Regions from separate parts of the Homo sapiens genome. Here region 2 is linked to region 1. The links are chromatin loops, found by intact Hi-C in ENCODE. Cell type or tissue: Caco-2. All regions are shown on one strand. Each heading gives the region's core, and the rest is flanking DNA. Links, peaks and the distances in the headings are about the cores only. Region 1 overlaps UGGT2 (UDP-glucose glycoprotein glucosyltransferase 2). Region 2 overlaps DNAJC3 (DnaJ heat shock protein family (Hsp40) member C3).

What was found. Peaks named below come from ENCODE experiments on the same cell type or tissue, not always from the same donor. Only the 100,000 strongest peaks of a DNase experiment are listed, where the experiment ranks them.
Region 2: it touches region 1 in a loop (7-fold over the local background); 2 of 110 quality-filtered maps call a loop at or near these places.

The regions. Positions count from the first base shown.
Region 1 is chr13:95,829,822-95,839,748 of GRCh38, reverse strand. UGGT2 (UDP-glucose glycoprotein glucosyltransferase 2) reads left to right here. Exons shown (of 39, transcript NM_020121.4): 37 at 2,547-2,663; 38 at 6,696-6,822. Among named protein-coding and RNA genes, the nearest start is that of DNAJC3, 160 kb to the right of the region's middle. In Caco-2, for the core only: a CTCF peak has its summit at 5,368 (motif pointing right); a DNase peak (open chromatin) is centred at 5,408.
Region 2 is chr13:95,699,741-95,709,667 of GRCh38, reverse strand. DNAJC3 (DnaJ heat shock protein family (Hsp40) member C3) reads right to left here. Exons shown (of 12, transcript NM_006260.5): 2 at 331-441. Among named protein-coding and RNA genes, the nearest start is that of DNAJC3, 28 kb to the right of the region's middle. RefSeq lists an enhancer at 2,243-2,532. In Caco-2, for the core only: a CTCF peak has its summit at 4,958 (motif pointing left); no DNase peak of the experiment used is centred there.

The DNA.
Region 1 (9,927 bases), core at 774-8,773:
TTGGAATGTAGAATAGTGTACCAAGTTCAAAAACAGTTTGACAGGTCATGAAAATGTTTAACAGAGTTAACATATGACCCAGCAGTTCCACTCCTAGATATATACCCAAGAGAGTTGAAAACATGTGTCCAAACAAAAATTTGTACAAATGTTTATAGAAGCATTGTTTATAACAGCTGGAAAATGGAAACAACCCAAATGCCCATCAGTTGACAAATGAATAAGCCAAATGTTGTAAATTCATATAGTGGAATATTATTTGGCTGTAAAAAGGATTGAAGTACTGAAATATGTCACAGCATAGATGGACCTTGACAACATTGTGCTGACAGAAGCCAGACACAAAAACCTGATAATGTATAATTTTACTTATGTGATATGTCCAGACTAAACAAATTCGTAGAGACAGAAAGTAGATTATTAGGTACATGGAGGTTAGGGAAGGATATGAGGACAGTGTGTGAAATAATCAGCTAAAGATCAGCTAAGTGACAACAGAGTAGACCCATATATATAATTGACAGAATTAAAGTTCCCCTAAGATTTATATTCAGGAGGTTAAAATGAAAAAACAGTCGGCATGGGGGGTAGTGTGTGTGTGTGTCCTGTACTCATGGAACTCAGCCATGTTGAGTTCCATGAGAACAGTTACAGAGATTGAGATTTAATCAGGACTATGACTTTGTCAAGAAAGTACAACTAAGTGAGAGAAGAATAAGACAGTTGAGAGTATATTCAGAAGAATAACTATATAGGGGTGAATACATCAAGGAATGAGGGACAGTGAAATAGTGGTAAAATCAGTTGATTGGAGGTTCCAAGGGGTCAAAGGATATTGATATCTGAGTACTCAGTGGAGTGAGCCAAAAATCAAGAGGTGGTCAGAGAGTGGCACCATGAAATTGAAAGTATAGAAGACTTGGTCTAGTATATAACCATTTGAGTTAGTAGCTTAGATAATATGGTAGGCCAGGTTATTTAAGGAAGGGATTCCAAGGAACTAAGGGTGTCAGAAGGGACAGTTAAGGTTTTTCTTTCTTTGATTAACGGACTTTATTTTTTTAGAGCAGTCTTAGGTTTACAAAAAAAATGAGCAGAAAGTATGGGTAATTTTCTATTTCTGGGCTCTTTATTGTGTTCCATTGATGTATTTGTCTCTTATTTTTCCAATACCACACTGTTTTGATTACTGTAACTTTATAGTAAGACTTCAAGTGTGGTAGTGTCAGCCCTCTGACTTTATTCTTCAATATTGTGTTGGATATTCTGGATCTTTTCCTTTTTCCCTAAACTTTAGAATCAGTTGGCCAATCTCCACAAAATAACTTGCTAAGCCTTTGATTGGGATTGTGTTAAGTCTATAGATAAATCTGGGAAGAACTGTTATCTTGACTATGGAGTCTTCCTATGTGTGAACATAGAATATCTCTTCATGTATTTCAGTGTTCTTTGATTTCTTTCCTCAGAATTTTGTAGTTTTCATTTTGTTGAGGAACATATTTTATTAGATTTATGTTTAAGTATTTCTCTTTTTCGGTGCTAATGTAAATGGTGTGTTTTCTTAAATTTCAAATTATGTTTGTTCATTGCTGGTATATAGAAAAGCAGTTGACTTTTGTATATTAACTTTTTATCTTGTAACATTGCTAAAATTGCTTATCAGTTCCAGAAGTTTTTTCCCTTGATTCTTGGGATTTTCTGCATAAACAATCCTGTTATCACAAACAGTGACAGGTTTTTTTCCCTTCCCAATCTATATACATTTTCCTTTTCTTGTCTTATTGCATTTGCTAGGACTTTCAGTGTGATGTTTAATAGGGATGTTGAGAGAAGAACCTTAAAATTGTGAATCTTGGAGCTTATGTAGGACAACCAGCACAAGTACCCTTCATACTCTTGGAGAGAGAGGAACATGCCTTTGCTCTTGAATATAAGCAGATCTTCTATAGGGAAAGGAAGGGAAGGACTCCACCCCTGGAATATAAACAAATATCTCTGGGGAAGATTTGTCTGATTCTCTCCAAAGGTCTCTAACTTACTAGGCTAGTTTGCCAGTCAAACATCCATTAACCCAGATGCCAGCAATCTTTACTTAGAGAGCTCTGAGCATGCAGAAATGGGAAAATATTCATGGATCATTGTTTCCAATGGGGAGATGAAAATTCACCTCAGAATCCAGAGAGCATTGTGGTGACCAATATGAACAGTAATTGCAGGCATAATGTGAGCAATAGAGGCAGATAGAGGTAGTGAGGCTGTCCATTGTGGGGACTATTGAATGGTAGGTTTCTATGCCTCCTTCTTCATCCTTGTTCCCAGGGGTAGAGTCTAGGAGAGATGTAGGTATATTCCAGTGCATGGATTCATTCATGACACAAGATGATTGGATCACCTTAGGTATTTTAAGCTTTAAAGTGTAGAGAAATCTCAGATTTGCATATGTTTTATGATCTGTTTACAGTCTAACTGATGTCTTACTTCATTCAGCTTCTTTCCTTCTGACTCTAAATTTCATACGTCTATGATTAAATCACAATTTTCTGTAGGATCTCCCCAATAATATGATTTACCAAGTCGCCATTAAGTCTCTTCCTCAAGACTGGCTGTGGTGTGAAACCTGGTGTGATGATGAATCCAAACAAAGAGCCAAAACAATTGATCTGGTGAGTGTCTTTGTTTTCATTTGTATGTAAGCAGATACAGAAATGTTTAAATAGAAATATTTTCTTTCTGTTTTACAAAGGGAGTGGCATACGTATTACTTCGCTTCTTCTGCTGTTCAGTCTATTACACATTTACTTAGGTTGGCAAGTATAGGGTTATTTTGGGGGCCCCCAAGACCACCCTGAGGTTTGATGATTCACTAAGGAGATTCATGAGATGCAAAATATAATCATATTCATGGCTTGATTTATCACAGTGAAAGGATATAAAGCAAAGTCAGCAAAGGGAAAAGGCACATGGGGCAAAGAGAAAATCAGGTGCAAGATTCCAAGAGTCCTTTCTCTGTGATATCACACGGGACAAGCTTCATTCCTCAAGCAATAAGAGATTCCACAACCAGTGTGAAGTATTACCTACTAAGGACATTTATTAGAAACCCCAGTGTCCAGGGGTTTTACTGGGGGCTGGTGACCATATAGCACTGTCTGCCTGAGACACACCTAAATTTCCAGCACTCAGGAGGAAAGCAAGTGTTTAGCATAAACACCTTTGCACAGATAATTTAGACACAGTGAGTTACTCTTATAAAGGAATGGTGAGAACCATCCTGAACCCTGTGTTCCCAGATGCCAGCGAGGAGCCAAACTTACAAGCAGGTCTTTCTAAGAATAGCAATTTCAGGCTTTCTGTATTAACTCTTTTCTGCAAAAGGACTTTTGAAAAAAAGGCTTAGAGGGCTGGGCACGGTGGCTTACGCCTGTAATCCCTGCACTTTAAGAGGCCGAGGCAGGTGGATCACCTCAGGTCAGGACTTCGAGACCAGCGTTGCTAACATGATGAAACCCCATCTCTACTAAAATTACAAAAAATTAGCTGGGCGTGGTGGCACATGCCTGTAGTCCCAGCTACTCAGGAGGCTGAGGCAGGAGAATTGCTTGAACCTGGGAGGCAGAGGTTGCAGAGAGCGGAGATGGCGCCACTACACTCCAGCCTGGAGACAAGAGCAAAACTCCATTTCAAAAAAACAAACAAACAAAAAAAAAGGGCTGAGAGCTAGCTGAAAATGTTTGTGGATTAGCTATCATCTTGACATGTCTTCAGTTTAGTTATCCTGCCAATATTTTCCCCCAAATAAAGGCAAACAAGACAATTTTGTCTACTTAAAATATATCATACATGCTTTTTTCTTACTTATTTTTAAGAGATTATTTTTCCTAGATTTTCATTTAAAGCAGTTTATGCTGTGCAGTTTAACTCTCCTAAACATAAAATATTTCAAAGTAATTTATTTGTTGTCCATTTAGATTTTATATTCCACTACTACCTTGTCTTTAGTAGGTATAATAAGTTTTTTTCCTAGTATATTGTTTTTAATGTGCTAAGTGTAGAAAATTGTTTACAAGATCTTCACTGACGAATAAGCTATTAAAATGTTAGAATTCACACAATTTTGAACAAAAAAGAGCAGGAAAACAAAATATAGGAACTTTTTCAGACATGTATAGAAATACATATTTTAAAAATAGCATGCCAGCATGTTAGAATGTAATCATAGTTGGTAGAATATAGCAGAAACAAATAAAAAGGCATTTTTAAGAGGTAAGCAAGGGAATTTCATAAAGAGAGGCCAAGAACATTATTGAACACAACTACTAATATGTTGTTAGGGTTCTGTTGTGGCTCATACAGTAGTGGTGTAGGTCATTTTGGGATCTTTAGTACTTAGACTAACATGAGCTACCATAACAAACCCCCAAAATTCAGTGGCTTCATACTCATTCCAGCAGCAGACCTAAGTGGATATCTCCGTCATTGAGTAGCCCTCCTGTGTGCCATGTCTCAGGGAGTACTTTTTGTCCACCTGTAACTGCTTCTTCCAGTGCAGTAGCCACTTGCCTTATGTGGCTGTTGAGCCCTTAACATGTTGCTATTCTGAATTGAGATGTGCTGTAAGGTATAAAGTACACACCAGATTTTGAATACTCAATACAATGAAAATAACATATATCTCATTACTAATTTTTGTATTGATTACATGTTGACTTAGTATTTTGGATATATTGGGTTGAATAAAATATAGTATTAAAATTTATTTCACCTATTCCTCTTACATTTTTATACATGGCTACTAGAAAAATTTAGTATTTTTCTAGTGAAAAAACCCACAAATTATGTGTATGGTTTTCATTGCATTTGTATTGGATAGTACCAATCTGGAGGGAAGGGGAAAAAAAGTGTGGAGAACATATATCTTGAATCCTAAAGGCATGGCCCCTTGGTGGGAGTTGGTCACGTGGCCATATCTAGATGTAACAGGAGCTGAGAAATGGCATTCCTGGATGGACAGCTACTTCCTAGCAATAGCAATACCAATACCCAGGAAAAGGAGAAGTGGCACAAATTTTGGTGTTCAGCCCGTCTCCCTCATAGAAACACTAAGAGTAGAATGAGAGAACATGCTATTCTTCATGGAGGAGAAAAGAGAATGCAGAAAATTCCCAAGGAAATGGCCTAACAGAAGAAAAGAGCATGACTAATAATATTGAAGGTGGGAATGAAAATGTTTATGAATGTCATTATACTCTCTCAACTTTCCATCTCAGAGTTTTTCAGCCTCAGTACTATTGGCATTGAGGAGTGGAGAATTCTTTGTTACAGGGGTTTTCCTGTGCATTGTTGGGTATTCAGCAGCATTTCTGGCCTCTGTCCACTAGATGGCAGTAGCACCCCACCACTCCCCGGCCATCACACATTTTCTCCAGACTTTGCCAAAGCTCCCCGAGGGGCATGATTACCCAGTTAAGAAACACTAATAAAGCTTATAGAGTGTATGCATGAGCACACACATACACACACACACACACACAAACCCAATGTAGTACAAATAGCTAAACAAAACATAATATTTTTATTTTTTTAATAGTATGACAGAATTAAAAAAAGAATTAGTCCCATTATCTTCACTATATAGAAGACATTGCCTATAAAGTTAATTTCTGCAAGGAAAATTGTGTTGTCCACTTACCTCAGGAATATGTCACTATGGAAAAGAAATCCATAATGAATCAACTGAAAATATTTGGTGAGGAAAGGGTTAAGACAACAGGCTCACGGCTCATGACTAATAGCTTTCCCCTAAGAAATAAGAGGAAAGCAAGTGGAGAAAATGTCACCAGAAGTGAGCTTCAAGTTGCTTCCTGCCTTAATTCTTTGTAAATAGTGAATGGGCTTCCTTTATTACTTGATGAAGTTTATACTGCTCCCATTGTCTTCTGTCTCAGTAAATGGCAAATCCATTTTTTATATTGCTCAAGCCAAAGGTACTGGTGGCTTTGTCTTTCTTTGATGCCTCTCTTTACTTACAGCTCACGTCCAATATATCAGCAGATCCTTTCAGCTGTACCTTCAGATACATAGTGTGTCAGACTCTTATCAACCTTCTATAATTTTTGCTTTTAACTTTAATTTCCCAAGAAACTCTATAGTAGTACTCAATAGTTTAAACTGATTGTGTATTGATGGAACCTTAGAGATTTTCCTATTTTAATTTCTTTTGCAGTTGAATAAATTAAGCTACACACCCTACACACACACATAATTATGTGATACATACACATCCTACTACTAGTAAATATGGAGTTGGAACCCTGAGAACCGAGATGCCATTTCCATGTTTTTCTACTGTGCCTACAAAGCACACTAGTCTGCTATGTTCTTCTACATAGTGGTAATGTAATTAGATCTTTTGTCAAAAAGTTTTACATAATTTTTTTTTGACAGACTTATGAGTCATCAGAATGTCTTTCAACAATTTTTATTTAAATTTCTGATTGAGGTATTTGTATTAAGCAATTATTACATACATAAGTTGTGATATATCATTTCACCTGATCCTGTGTGTATTAAACTTCCAGTACTTAGTAGGACTCTGCTTTTTATAAAATGTATTTTGTTTGCCCTAGTGACACAGCATTGTCCTTATGTTTCCAGGAGCATGGTCTTTCATTAACAAAATTTACTTAAACTTTTAGTGCAATAATCCCAAAACAAAAGAATCCAAACTAAAAGCTGCTGCCAGAATTGTCCCAGAATGGGTGGAGTATGATGCTGAGATAAGACAACTATTAGATCATCTTGAAAACAAGAAGCAAGATACAAGTAAGTCATCAACGTGTTGTGATGTCTGAAACATGCGTTGCATTAATGAGATTAGAATAGACTACAGACTCATTTCTTAGTGAATTTATAAAATGATTAAGAATTTCTTTAAGAAAGTCTGTGGCATAATTTAAAGGTGTATTTTTGTGTAGACTAAGCTTACAAGTTTAAAACATAGATAATCTGTTTCCCCATGGATACAGCTTCAGCTCATAACTCTATATGGATAGATAGTGTAACATTAGTCTCCTGACACAACATAGAGGTGAAAAATAAAAGTAAAAGGAGTGTTTGTCTTTAAGATTGCACTGAATTTCCTAAATGTGAAAATTTGAGCAAGTCCTAAAAATTAATAAAAGCTTTACATAGCTAACTAAAAATATCATTTCCTATCTCCAAAATTAATCTCATATATAACAGAGGTTTCCCCACGTGTTTGTGGTTCTAGTATGTTTAATCATGGGCTGGAGAATGACTTGGATTAGATTTGCTTCAATTCCTTTTATGAAAAAAACTGTGGCTACCTTGGCATTTCATTGCCCTACATAAGTGTTCAACAAATGTGCTGAATTTATTTTTTAAAGCTGATACAAACTTCTTGATTGTCCTGTAATTCTCTTTCCCTGTCAGTGCTGCCTGTGTCTCCCTATTCTTCACTCTTTCTTAAAAAACCCCCTGAACTCCTATTGTGTTCGGGTCAGTGTGTTAGAGACTTTCACTAGATTATATTGGCTAATACTCTCAATAATTCTTCCCAGTGGTTCAGAATACAGTTCTCATTTTCCTCAGCTTTACTGTTTAGGGAAGCCGAAATGATTATGTATAAACTGTCTCATATAAACGTGAAATTGTTTCATCTTGACTTTAAAAAAAAAAAAAAGTTTTCCTTTAAAAAAAAAAAGTTTTCTTGGTGTGTTCAAAAAGTTCATTATACACACCCATGTATGTATAATAATTTAGTATAGATAAAGATACTATTTCAATTCATAAGAAAATATTCTGTAAGTGGTATGATATGACTTTTTTTAAAGGGAGAGAAGTAGGATGACAAAGGGAGGAGGGAGAGAAGGAAAGAAAGCAGGAAGAAGGAAGAAAGGAAAATTACCTCAACAAAAAACATCTTTTTCTTATATATAAGTATTTCTTTTATCAAATTGGGAAAGAGGTAACAGTTAATAATAATGAGCATTGGTGAGAATGTTGGAAAGTTAGCATTTTTATACAAGTAAACGTATAGTAGCTGTATAAGTTAAGGAAATTTTATATGTATAAAAACTTAAAATTTGTATACCCTTTCACCCAGCAATTCACTTCAACAAACTTAAAAAAAGAAAAATGATGTCTATATTGGTGTTTATTATAGCATTATTTTTAACAATGAAATAGAAATAATCTGTCCATCAATAGACAATTGGTTACATAAACATTGATACAAACAATGAAATACAGTGTAGCCTTTCAAGACAAACAAGGTAAATGTATTTGTGCTGGCAGCATATTTTAAGTTAAAAAATAGGTTATAGAGCAATATTTATAATTGATCTCGTTTCCATTAAAGAAAAATCATAGGTCTGTATGTATGTGTTTGTGTATAGATATGTATATAAGTAAGGGAGAGAAGTTTTACAAAAGAGATTTTTTTTTATTATTATTATACTTTAAGTTCTAGGGTATATGTGCACAATGTGCAGGTTTGTTACATATGTATACATGTGCCATGTTGGTGTGCTGCACCCACTAACTCGTCATTTACATTGGATATGTCACCTAATGCTATCCCACCCCCTACCCCCACCCCACAACAAGCCCCAGTGTATGGTGTTCCCCACCCTGTGTCCAGGTGTTCTCATTGTTCATTTCCCACCTATGAGTGAGGACAGGCGGTGTTTGGTTTTCTGTCCTTGTGATAGTTTGATGAGAATGATGGTTTCCAGCTTCATCCATGTCCCTACAAAGGACATGAACTCATCCTTTTTTAAGGCTGCATAGTATTCCGTGGTGTATATGTGCCACATTTTCTTAATCCAGTCTATCATTTTTGGACATTTGGGTTGGTTCCAAGTCTTTGCTATTGTGAATAGTGCCGCAATAAACATATGTGTGCATGTGTCTTTATAGCAGCATGATTTATAATCCTTTGGGTATATACCCAGTAATGGGATGGCTGGGTCAAATGGTATTTCTAGTTTTAGATCCTTGAGGAATCGCCACACTGACTTCCACAATGGTTGAACTAGTTTACAGCCTTACCATACTGTAAAAGTGTTCCTATTTCTCCACATCCTCTCCAGCATCTGTTGTTTCCTGACTTTTTAATGATTGCCATTCTAACTGGTGTGAGACAGTATCTCATTGTGGTTTTGATTTGCATTTCTCTAATGACCAGTGATGATGAGCATCTTTTCATGTGTCTGTTGGCTGCATAAATATCGTTTTTTGTGAAGTGTCTTCATATCCTTCACCCACTTTTTGATGGGGTTGTTTGATTTTTTCTTGTAAATTTGTTTAAGTTCATTGTAGATTCTGGATATTAGCCCTTTGTCAGATGGGTAGATTGCAAAAATTTTCTCCCATTCTGTAGGTTGCCTGCTCACTCTGACGATAGTTTCTTTTGCTGTGCAGAAGCGCTTTAGTTTAGTTAGTTCCCATTTCTCAATTCTTGCTTTTGTTGCCATTGCTTTTGGTGTTTTAGTCATGAAGTCCTTGCCCATGCCTGTGTCCTCAATGGTATTGCCTAGGTTTTCTTCTACAGTTTTTATGGTTTTAGGTCTAACATTTAAGTCTTTAATCCATCTTGAATTAATTTTTCTATAAGATGTAAGGAAGGGATCCAGTTTCAGCTTTCTACATATGACTAGCCAGTTTTCCCAGCACCATTTATTAAATAAGGAATCCTTTCCCCATTTCTTGTTTTTGTCAGGTTTGTCAAAGATCAGATGGTTGTAGATGTGTGGTATTATTTCTGAGGGCTCTGTTCTGTTCCATTGGTCTATACCTCTGTTTTGGTACCAGTACCATGCTGTTTTGGTTACTGTAGCCTTGTAGTGTAGTTTAAAGTCAGGTAGCATGATGCCTCCAGCTTTGTTCATTTGGCTTAGGATTGTC
Region 2 (9,927 bases), core at 696-8,695, 130 kb after region 1:
AGCGAGACTCCGTCTCAAAAAAAAAAAAAAAAAAAAAAAGTCAGAAGCCAAATAATACACTGAGAAAAGCTGTTTGTCAGAAATATCTTGAGTTATCCTTGGTAGTAGCAGGCCTCACTAACCTTCAAACTTCTCTCATGTTAGATGCACATACATTTAAGTGTTATATATTTATTTTATCCATCTATTTCGCTCAGAATCCCACAAATATATTTAAATGTTTTATTTAAACATGAAATAATGTTTATTTTAAATGTTATTTTTAAAAAAAGAGCTATTACTAGAATTCACTAAGACAGACACTGAGTGATTTGGTTCCATGATACAAACCTACGGCAGCATGAAACTGAGATAAAGCATCAGCTAGCTGTCCAGCTGCAAGTAATTTCTTGCCCAATTCAAGATGTTTCTCAACATCTGCATTTACTCCACATTCAGCACCTAAAAATAAAATTAAAAACAATCAGTTAACTTTCCACGAACTAAGATTTAATTCTAAAAAATATAATATTAAAAATAGTTATCTGTCTCAGTCATCTACTCAGATGAGAAAAGTCACAGAAGCTGAAAAATGATGTAAAGAACGTAACATAAAATACAAACCCTATTTCATTATATGGAGCACAAGACAAAAAATGTACCCATCTTGACCTAATCAGTCAAAAGAATGTAACCAGTCCAGAAAATAAAGGGAAGTTGTGTAATGCAGAAGTAGTAAAAATATTTTGAATAATAAAATGAAAATTGTTTGAAGGTAGAATCTCACCTTTAATGAACATCATAGAGACTGTTACAATATTTAAGTATTTATTAAGCACCTATAATGCACTAGGCACTATTTTAGGTATCTGCAATAAGTGAGCAACATTAAAAAACTCCTGCCCCTCATACCGTCCTGGCGCCTGATGTTATCGTGGGAGGAGACAGACATGATAAATAAGTAAATTATATAGTATGTTGGGTGAAAAGTACTGTGGAAAAAGTCAAGCCATGTGAAGAGGTAAGGAGTTCAGGGGACTTAGAGTAGCAAATAAGCGCGTAAAGGGCAGGCCTTCTTGAGAAACTGACATCTGAGCAAGACTTGAAAAAAATGAGGAACTCACCATGCAGACAGCTAGGAAAATAGCTTCCAGGAAGAGGGACCAGCAAGGGTCCTAAGTCGGGAGCATGCAGATATGTTCCAGAAACAGGAGAAAGGCCTGGATGGCTGCAGCAGAGCCAAGAGGAAGATAGTAGTATGAGGTCAAAGAAGTAGAGGACCTGTCTACAGCTTTGAATATTTACTTGTCTTAAAACAGGGAACTACTGTGGAATCAATAACATGATCTGATGGACTAGGCCAATTATCAATATGTTGCCTCTCCGCTCTGAATTCATCCTTCGGTACCTGCACTGCAATAAAGGCCTGGAGTTTGCAGGCATTTCCTCTTTACAGTGAGTACAATGTTATGCTTTGTCAGTACAGGGCACTGAAGCAACACTGCAGAAAGGACACTTCCTAGTTCTGCTTGGTGCATTTTACTGTCTTCTGGCTCCTGCTGCATGGTCTGTCATGGGGTGGACTTCCTGCTGCATGGTATGGATGAGGAGGACATCCAGGGGTACTTAGCCACAGCTTATGCCCAGGGGTCCAGTTCCTCAGTGATCTGGCAACCTCAGCCCACACACTCCAGATTTCACACCCACAGAAGCACCTGGACTCCCTTCGTAGACAGGCTAACCAGCCTTCGCTCACCTATACATGAAAGGATTGTTTCCTGCTTGCCCAATTACTATGGACCAGCCACACAGCAATCTTCTCCACCAGCAAACCTGGGCTACAGCTATACCTTCTCCAATAAGCTCTAAACCCCAGCCTGGTAGAGGGGACCCCTCTTGCAAGTTGGTCCTTCCTTGAGGCTCTTAGTCCTAGAATATCCGTTAGAGTTCTCTTTACATCTTTAGTTACTCTCCTATCACAACTTAACAGTTCTTAGATTAAACTTCCCCTTTCTAAGTAACTACATGATTTCGGTCTCTCCTCAACGGACCATGAGTGACACACAATTGGTATTGGGAGCAGTCCTAGGAGACAGGCCCACAGAGATGCAATTCGAGGACTGGTTTGGTCATGGCCTTGGGCTTCAGTGCAGTGCTAAGTTCCTCGCCAATGGGAGATGAAATGCTAGTAATCCACAGTAGGTATTGGAGTCACAATTAACTAAGCTATCACTTTGGTTGACTGTAATGAAGTACTGAGGGACATGTCTTAGAAGCCCAAGTGGCTGCTGCAACTGACCATAATGGCAGAAATTATGAAAATAAGGACTTTGATGTGGGGTGGGTTCTTTTGAGAGCACTAGAGCAGGGTCCCCAAGCCCCCAGCCACGGACCAGTACCAGTCCATGGCCTGTTAGGAACTGGGCCACACAGCAGGAAGTGATCGGCAAGCCAGAGAGCATTACCACCTGAGCTCTGCTTCCTGTCAGATCAGTGGAGGCATTAGATTCTCACAGGAGCACAAACCCTATCATCAATTGCGCATGCAAGGGGTCTAGGTTGTGCATTCCTTATGAGAATCTAACTAAAGCCTGATGATCTGAAGTGGAACAGATTCATCCCGAAACTATCCTCCCCCTACCCAACCCAGTCCATGGAAAAACTGTCTTCCACAAAACCAATCCCTGGTGCCAAAAAGGTTGGGGACTGCTGCACTGGGGCACCTACAGGGAGAAAATAACCAGCTCAGATCCAACTTTCAGATCAAGTCATGGTCTTAGAGCTGATTTAGCTGAAAATCAAATATAAAATTTAATTTAATTATGAGGGTTGCTGAATTAAAACAATAGCTGAATTCATGGTCTCACCAAGTTTCTCCTGTGAAAGGGGACAGATTAGTAAAGAATGGAATCCTTAAATTTGGAATGGGAATATTTATTTGGACCCAAATGAAACTGACCAACTTGAACCCCCAAGTCCGTCTGAGTCTCCCTTACCAGAAGTAGTTTTCCCCCCTTGTCTGAGGAGATGACTCTTCCACTGCTTAAAAACCTGAGGACAGCTTTACCCATGGTGGATGCCTTAAAAGAGGATGTTCAGTCCTCCTCAAGACACACCCTAACCACTGCCATTGTCACTAACCCATGTCAAATTTTGACAGGCTCCAGAAGAACAGGTATATACTATGACCCAAAGGAAGTAGCTGAACACACTAAAAGATCTGCTGATAAACTAGCACAATCCCACAGAACATGTATGGCAATGGATTCTAAAGGTGCTAGACCAGGAGGGTGAAATATAACACTACATTGGCTCTAATTCATTTATATGTATATACTTATAAAGCAGAGGTCAACAAACCGTTTTTTGTAACTAAAGTTTTACTAGAATGGGGCCATGCCCATTAATGGATGGGCCATATTGTCTATGGCTGCTTTCACACTATAGCAGCAGAACAGAGTTGTTGTGACAAAACCCATATGGCCTCTAAAACCTAAAATATTTACTATCTGACCCTTTACAGAAAAGGTTTGACTACTTCTGTACTAGAGATCCCACATTTAATGTGTTAACTCACAAAACTGGAAGTGGCTTTAACAGCTTACTTGATTGGCTGACTGAAACTTGAAGTTTAATTTAATTAAGCATTAATTATATTAATTTAACATTTAATAAGGCTGAGGTTCCAAAGTTTCCCTAGCATAATAAGAGAGAGGGATCCAAAGGTTTAGAGAGATAGGAAGGTTGGACTGGATTTATCATGTGTTACCTACACACCAAATTGCCACTTATGTCCATGAGAGGGCCTAGAAAACACTCCTTTTACTAAGACATTTAGAAACCTATTAGTGGCCAGGCACAGTAGCTCAAGTCTGTAATCCCAACACTTTGTGAGGCCAAGGCAGGAGAACTGCTTGAGGCCAGGAGTTCAAGAGCAGCCCGGGCAACATAATGAGACCTCATCTCTAAAAAATATAAAATAATTAGCCAGGCATGGTGGCACACACCTGGAATCCCAGCTATTTAATACTTGGGGGGCTGAGGCAGGAGGAAGGATCCTTTGAGCCCAGGAGTTCAAGTCTGCAGTGAGCTATGATCGTGCCACTATACTCCAGTCTAGGAGACAGAGCAAACCTTGTCTCTGAAACAAAATTAAAAAAAAAAAAAAGAGAGAGAGAGAGAGGGAGAAATGTATTAGTGAGGGACCACCTAACAAGGTTTTCAAAATTCTTGTCACTCCCCTTTGTAGGACAGGTATGACTACAGGAGGAAGTCAATATTGAGATAAGTTGAATTCAGTGCGGATGATGGGATTTTAGAGTTGCACAGAAACTTAAGCAGCAGCACTGAACCATGAGAGACTAGGTGGGCACATCAATGCAGAGGCTCTTAATAATCAGGTAGATAAAATGACATACTCTATGGGTGGCACTCAACCTCCTTCTCCATCATATCTAAGCTTGTGCAATGGACCCATGAACAAAGTGGCCATGGTGGCAGGGATGGAGATTATGAATGGGTTCAAAAACACAGATTAGGCCAGGTGCGGTGGCTCATGCCTGTAATCCCAGCACTTTGGGAGGCCTAGGCGGACAGATCACCTGAGGTCAGGAATTCAAGACTAGCCTGGCCAACGTGGCAAAACCCCATCTCTACTAAAAATACAGAGATTAGCTGGATGTGGTGGTGCATGCCTGTAATCCCAGCTACTGGGGAGGCTGAGGCATGAGAATCACTTGAACCCACGAGGTGGAGGTTGCGGTGAGCTGAGATCATGCCACTGCACTCCAGCCTGGGCGACACTGCGAGACTCTGTCTCAAAAAAAAAAAAAAAAAACACACACACACAGATTAGTCCTTTCTAAAACTGAAAAAACTGATCTGGCTAAAGCTACTGCAGAGCATCTGATCTGCCAATGCTGGAGACCAACACTGAATTCCCAGTATGGCACCATGGGTGGGAAAGAGACAGCTGGCCACCTAGTGGCAGATTGATTTTATTTGGTTCTCTTCCATAATGGATCCGTTTCTCATATTCCAGATATGAATTTGCCTGCAATGCTTCTGCCAACTCCACCATTCATAGACTCACAGAATGTATTACCTATCATTACAGCATTCTATACAGCACTGTATCTCCTTAAGGAATTCACTTCATAGCAAAAGAGGTGGACAATGTGCTCATGACACTAAGATTAACTGGTTTTACCATTACTCCATCACATAGAATGGCTTACTGAAGACTTCAGCAGCAGCACTAGTTAGGAGACAAAAACCTGAAAGGATGGGGCTCTGTTTTACAAGCTGCAGTTTATTATTTCAATCACAGACCATTATATGATGCTATCTTGCCCACAGCCAGAATATGTCAGTCCAGGAATCAAAAAGTAGAAGCAGGCATGGCTCCTCTCATTATTATACCCACATAAGCCACTTGCAAAATTTCTGTTTCTAGTCCTGGCAACTTTGAGCTCTGATGGTTTGGAGATCTTAGTCCTTAAAGGAGAAATGCTTCCAAAGGGGACACAACAATGTTTCCGATTAATTGGAAGATGAGACTCCCATATGGCCATTTTGTACTTCTTATGTCACTGAAACCAACAAGCCAAAAACATTGGTTAATCTACTAGTTGGAAAAATGAATCCGAATTACCAAGGGCAAACAAGTGTGCTATTTTGCAATGGAGGCAAAGTAGGGTAAGTGGAACCCAGAAGATTGCCTAGGGCATGTCATACTACTTCCATGCTCAATACAAGGTTAATGAAACGTTACAGCAACCAAAAAACAGAGCAAATAAGACACAGTCCCTTCAAGAAGGAAAGTTTATGAGTCACTCAATCAGGTTAAAAAAAAAAAAAGCCAGAGTAACTGAAATTCTGGCAGAAGGCAAGAGAGCTATAGAACAGGGAGTAGATGAAGGAAGCCACATATTTCAGCTACCACCTCAGACCAGTTACAGACACAAGCTATGCAGTAGCTTTGCATATTTTCTCTTTGATTATATACATGTTTATTTGTATATACAGTCAATCTTCATAATTTAGATTCTGTATTTGTGAATTTGCCTATGCACTAAAATTCATTCGTAATCCCCAAACTCATATTCACAGCATTTTCAGTCATTCAAGAACACATGCATGTTCAGGGTAGCAAAATACTGAAATCACTCCAAGCATATGTTCCAGCTGAGGCTGAACAAGGTAACACTCCATCTTCCTGTGTCAGCTTTCATAGTATAAACAATTGTCCTTTCCACTGTGCATTTGGTGCCACTTTTTTGTGTATGCTTCCTGTCACTGATTTCACCACTTTGAGTGACTCCCAAGCATAGTACTGAAGTACTGTCAGGTGTTCCTATGCTCATGAAAGCTGGGCTGTACCTTACTGAAAAAATCGTGTTTTAGTTAAGCTTTCTTCAAATATGAAAGACACTGCCATTAGCTGTAAGTTCAATGTTAATAGATCAACCATACATAGTAAGGTGTCTTTAAACAGAAACACACAGAAAACAAGGTTATGTCTTGATCTGTTGACATAAGTTGTGATTTGAGGCTTGCAGAAACTTAACCCTGTATTTCCCCTAAGAGAAATGGTTCAATATTTGCTAATGCAGTGTTCACGATGACTTTACAGAACATAACCACCATGAATAACAAGAATTGACTGTACTAACCATATTTTTCTCCCTAATTCCCAATTTTATTTTATACACAAATTACTGAAGTTAACTTTACAATTTAGTCTTTATATAACTGAATATTGAGTGGGATGGTGATGGAGTAAGAGTAGTAATTTATGTAGCCAGTGATGGATACGTGACTGATGGAACCAGGAGTCTTCTCCATTAGGGTATGGGTAAGAATTTCTTCCCTGCAAGGATAGCTGTATCTTCTTAGAAAATTGTCTCAGTTCTTCTATTCAGGCTGCTATAACAAAAATACCATAAACTGGATGGCTTATAAACAACATTTATTTCTCATAGTTCTAGAGGCTAGCAAGTCCAAGATCAAGGTGTCAGCAGATTCAGTGTCTGATGAGGGCCTAATAGACTGCACTTTCTTGTTGAGTCCCTATGTGGTGAAAGGGGAAAACAAGCTCCTTCAGGCCTCTTTCATATGGCCACTAATCCCAGTCATGAGGGCATCATCTAATCACCTTCTCCTTAAGGCCCTGCCTCTTAATACTGTCACATCAGATTAGGTTTCAACATATGAATTGGGGGCATGAGGGGAACACAAATATTCAGACCATAGCAAAAATAAAGTTGCTTTGTTGTACTGGTATTCAAATATGTGCACAAAGGCACGTACGGAAACTAAGTAGCCAACGCATTTCTCCTTTATGGTGAGCATGATGCTAAGCTCTTTGGGGTGCTGAAGGACATTACAGAAGAAAATCAAAATAATGGTTGCTTGGGAGGGTAAGAGAAAAGACAGACTGGGAAGAGGCAGGAGGGAACTGCTGGTAATGTTCTCATCATGCTTAGAGGTGTGGGTTACACAGTTATATGTGATTATCAAAACTCAGCAAATACACACTTAAAATATGGACGTTTCATTATACATTAATTTTACATGCAAACAAAAGTTGGTTATATGCCTGTTAAAGTATTTAGGGCCATGTATACTGGTGTTATCTTGAAATGTATTTTTTTAAAGGATTAATGGTTGGATACAGAAATGTCCAGATGCATATGTGTTAAAACAAATGTATTAAAATATTAGTGGTAGAATCTAGATGATGGGTATAGGGATGAACACTGTAAAATTCTTTCAACTTTGCGATATGTTTAATAATAAAATGTTGGGAATACATACACTATAGTGTTATAATGGGGGAATGTACACAGGGTACTGTGAGGGCACAAGTTAAAGCACCTAACACAGTTAAAATTAAATAAAATTTAAACTTGTTTCACAGTCACACTAGTAACAGTTTAAGTGCTCAATAACTAGTGGCTGGTATAGGAGAGAAAAAATAATTTTTTATCTTCATAAACTGGGACTCCCTGTAACAAAAGACAGATTAACAAGAGTTGTTTCATATGTATACCTCAAACATACATGCGAGAAAATTCAAGAGAACCGAGTAAATCTCCAGAGTAGATTTCAATGAGAGTTTAAACTTCAGCGGAATACCATCATTTGCTAAAATAAAGGAAGTGGAGGGTGATGGGGAAATCTGTTACAGGGGGATGGCCAGGAAAAAACTGAAAACAAGAGTAAGATTTGTTGTGCAGTTTTTAAGTCAATGCCTTTTCCATTTAGCGGCCCCTCTCCTCCTACTGCAGAGCAGGGAAAAAGATTTCCCTCATAGATGTAAATTTCTCTGACAAAAGGGCAACTTTTCAGAGCTATTCTTGTGTCTACAGTTTCTCAAAATAACCAACTCTAAATAACCAATATGACAAAGAGACATATTTTGCAGTAGCATATTGTGGGCTCCTGAAGTCATATTTTGGGGTAGCGTGACCTAAGCTCCAACACCACTGCATGGGACAATGCAAATGATACCAAATATCTCCCATCATCGCGGAAAGTTCCACTGGACAGCCCTCGGGGGATTCCCCTGAAGGCTCACCTGAAACCTGAAGGAAAAGTAGGAAGGATGCTACCTTTGTCGAAAAGGCTGGAATAGGGAAACTGACCATCCAAAAACAAAGGACATGACATTTAAATGCCTAGATGTCACATGATTAATGAGGCTTTAAAAAAAATGTCTAGTATTTCAGCTAGCTCTCCTTGCCATCATGACATAATTATTCTGGAGCGGAACACTTTAAGTGCTAGGTGACTCTAATAAACATCCAGAGAGGAAGAAGGAAACCAATTCAGTATCTACATGATAATCCAGGCAACATGATGATGACATGACCATGGAGTAGCAGCAGTGAACACAGAAAAAATAAGAGAGAAAAAAGACACACATGACTTATATCAACAGGCTAGATATGGAGGTCAAGTACAGAAAAAGCAGGAGTCCAGGATACCCAAAGCAACTTACTGAGCAACTACCTGCCATTTTAGTCACCAAAAGCACTGAACTCCTTATTTCATCTAATACAGCAAAAAGCTGATTGGAATTCACTTTACCTTGCTCTTTCTCCTTCTAAACACAGTAGCTTTCTCAGCTACTCTGTAGTTTCTCCATAGTGTCTTATTAGGTTGGCACAAAAGTAACTGAATACCTTGGTTGCCTGTTGGACCTCTTGGTATAAGGAATGGAAAGAAAGGAAGAGAGATTTTGGGGCTCAGAACATACCCTCCCAAAAAATGACTGCAGGAGACCAGAATATGCCATCCCAAAACATATTTTTTGGCATATTACTTGAAGCTGGTTAGTTCGAGAAACTACAGACATTAAAAACAGTTCTGAAAACCTCTTTTATGAAAATAATTTATATATAAAGAAAATTTTCATAAGTAAAGGTGCCTGGTAGGTGAGCTCAGTGATGCAGACCTGTAATCCCAGCTATTCAGGTTGCTGAAGTGGGAGGATTGCTTGAGCCCAGGAGTTCGAGACTGGCCTGGACAATACAGTGAGACCCCATATCTTATATAAACAATAAAAGTAGGCCAGTTGCAATGGCTCACATCTATTATCCCAGCACTTTGGGAGGCCAACACAGGAAGATCACTTCAGGCCAGGAGTTCAAGACCAGTCTGGACAAGAAAAACACCATCTCTACAAAAAATTTTAAAAATGAGCCTGGTGTGGTGACACACACCTGTAGTCCCAACTACTCAGGAGGCTGAAGCAGGAGAATCACTTGAGGCCAGGTGCTACAATCATGCCACTGCACTCCAGTCTGGGCAACAGAGCATGATCCTGTCTCAAACAAAAATGTTTAAAAAAGAAAAAGAAAAGAAAAAAGAAACTTTATGAGGAGAAATGTAATACAAACAGACTTAACAATCTACTATGTGCTGGAAATTTCTGTATCTTTA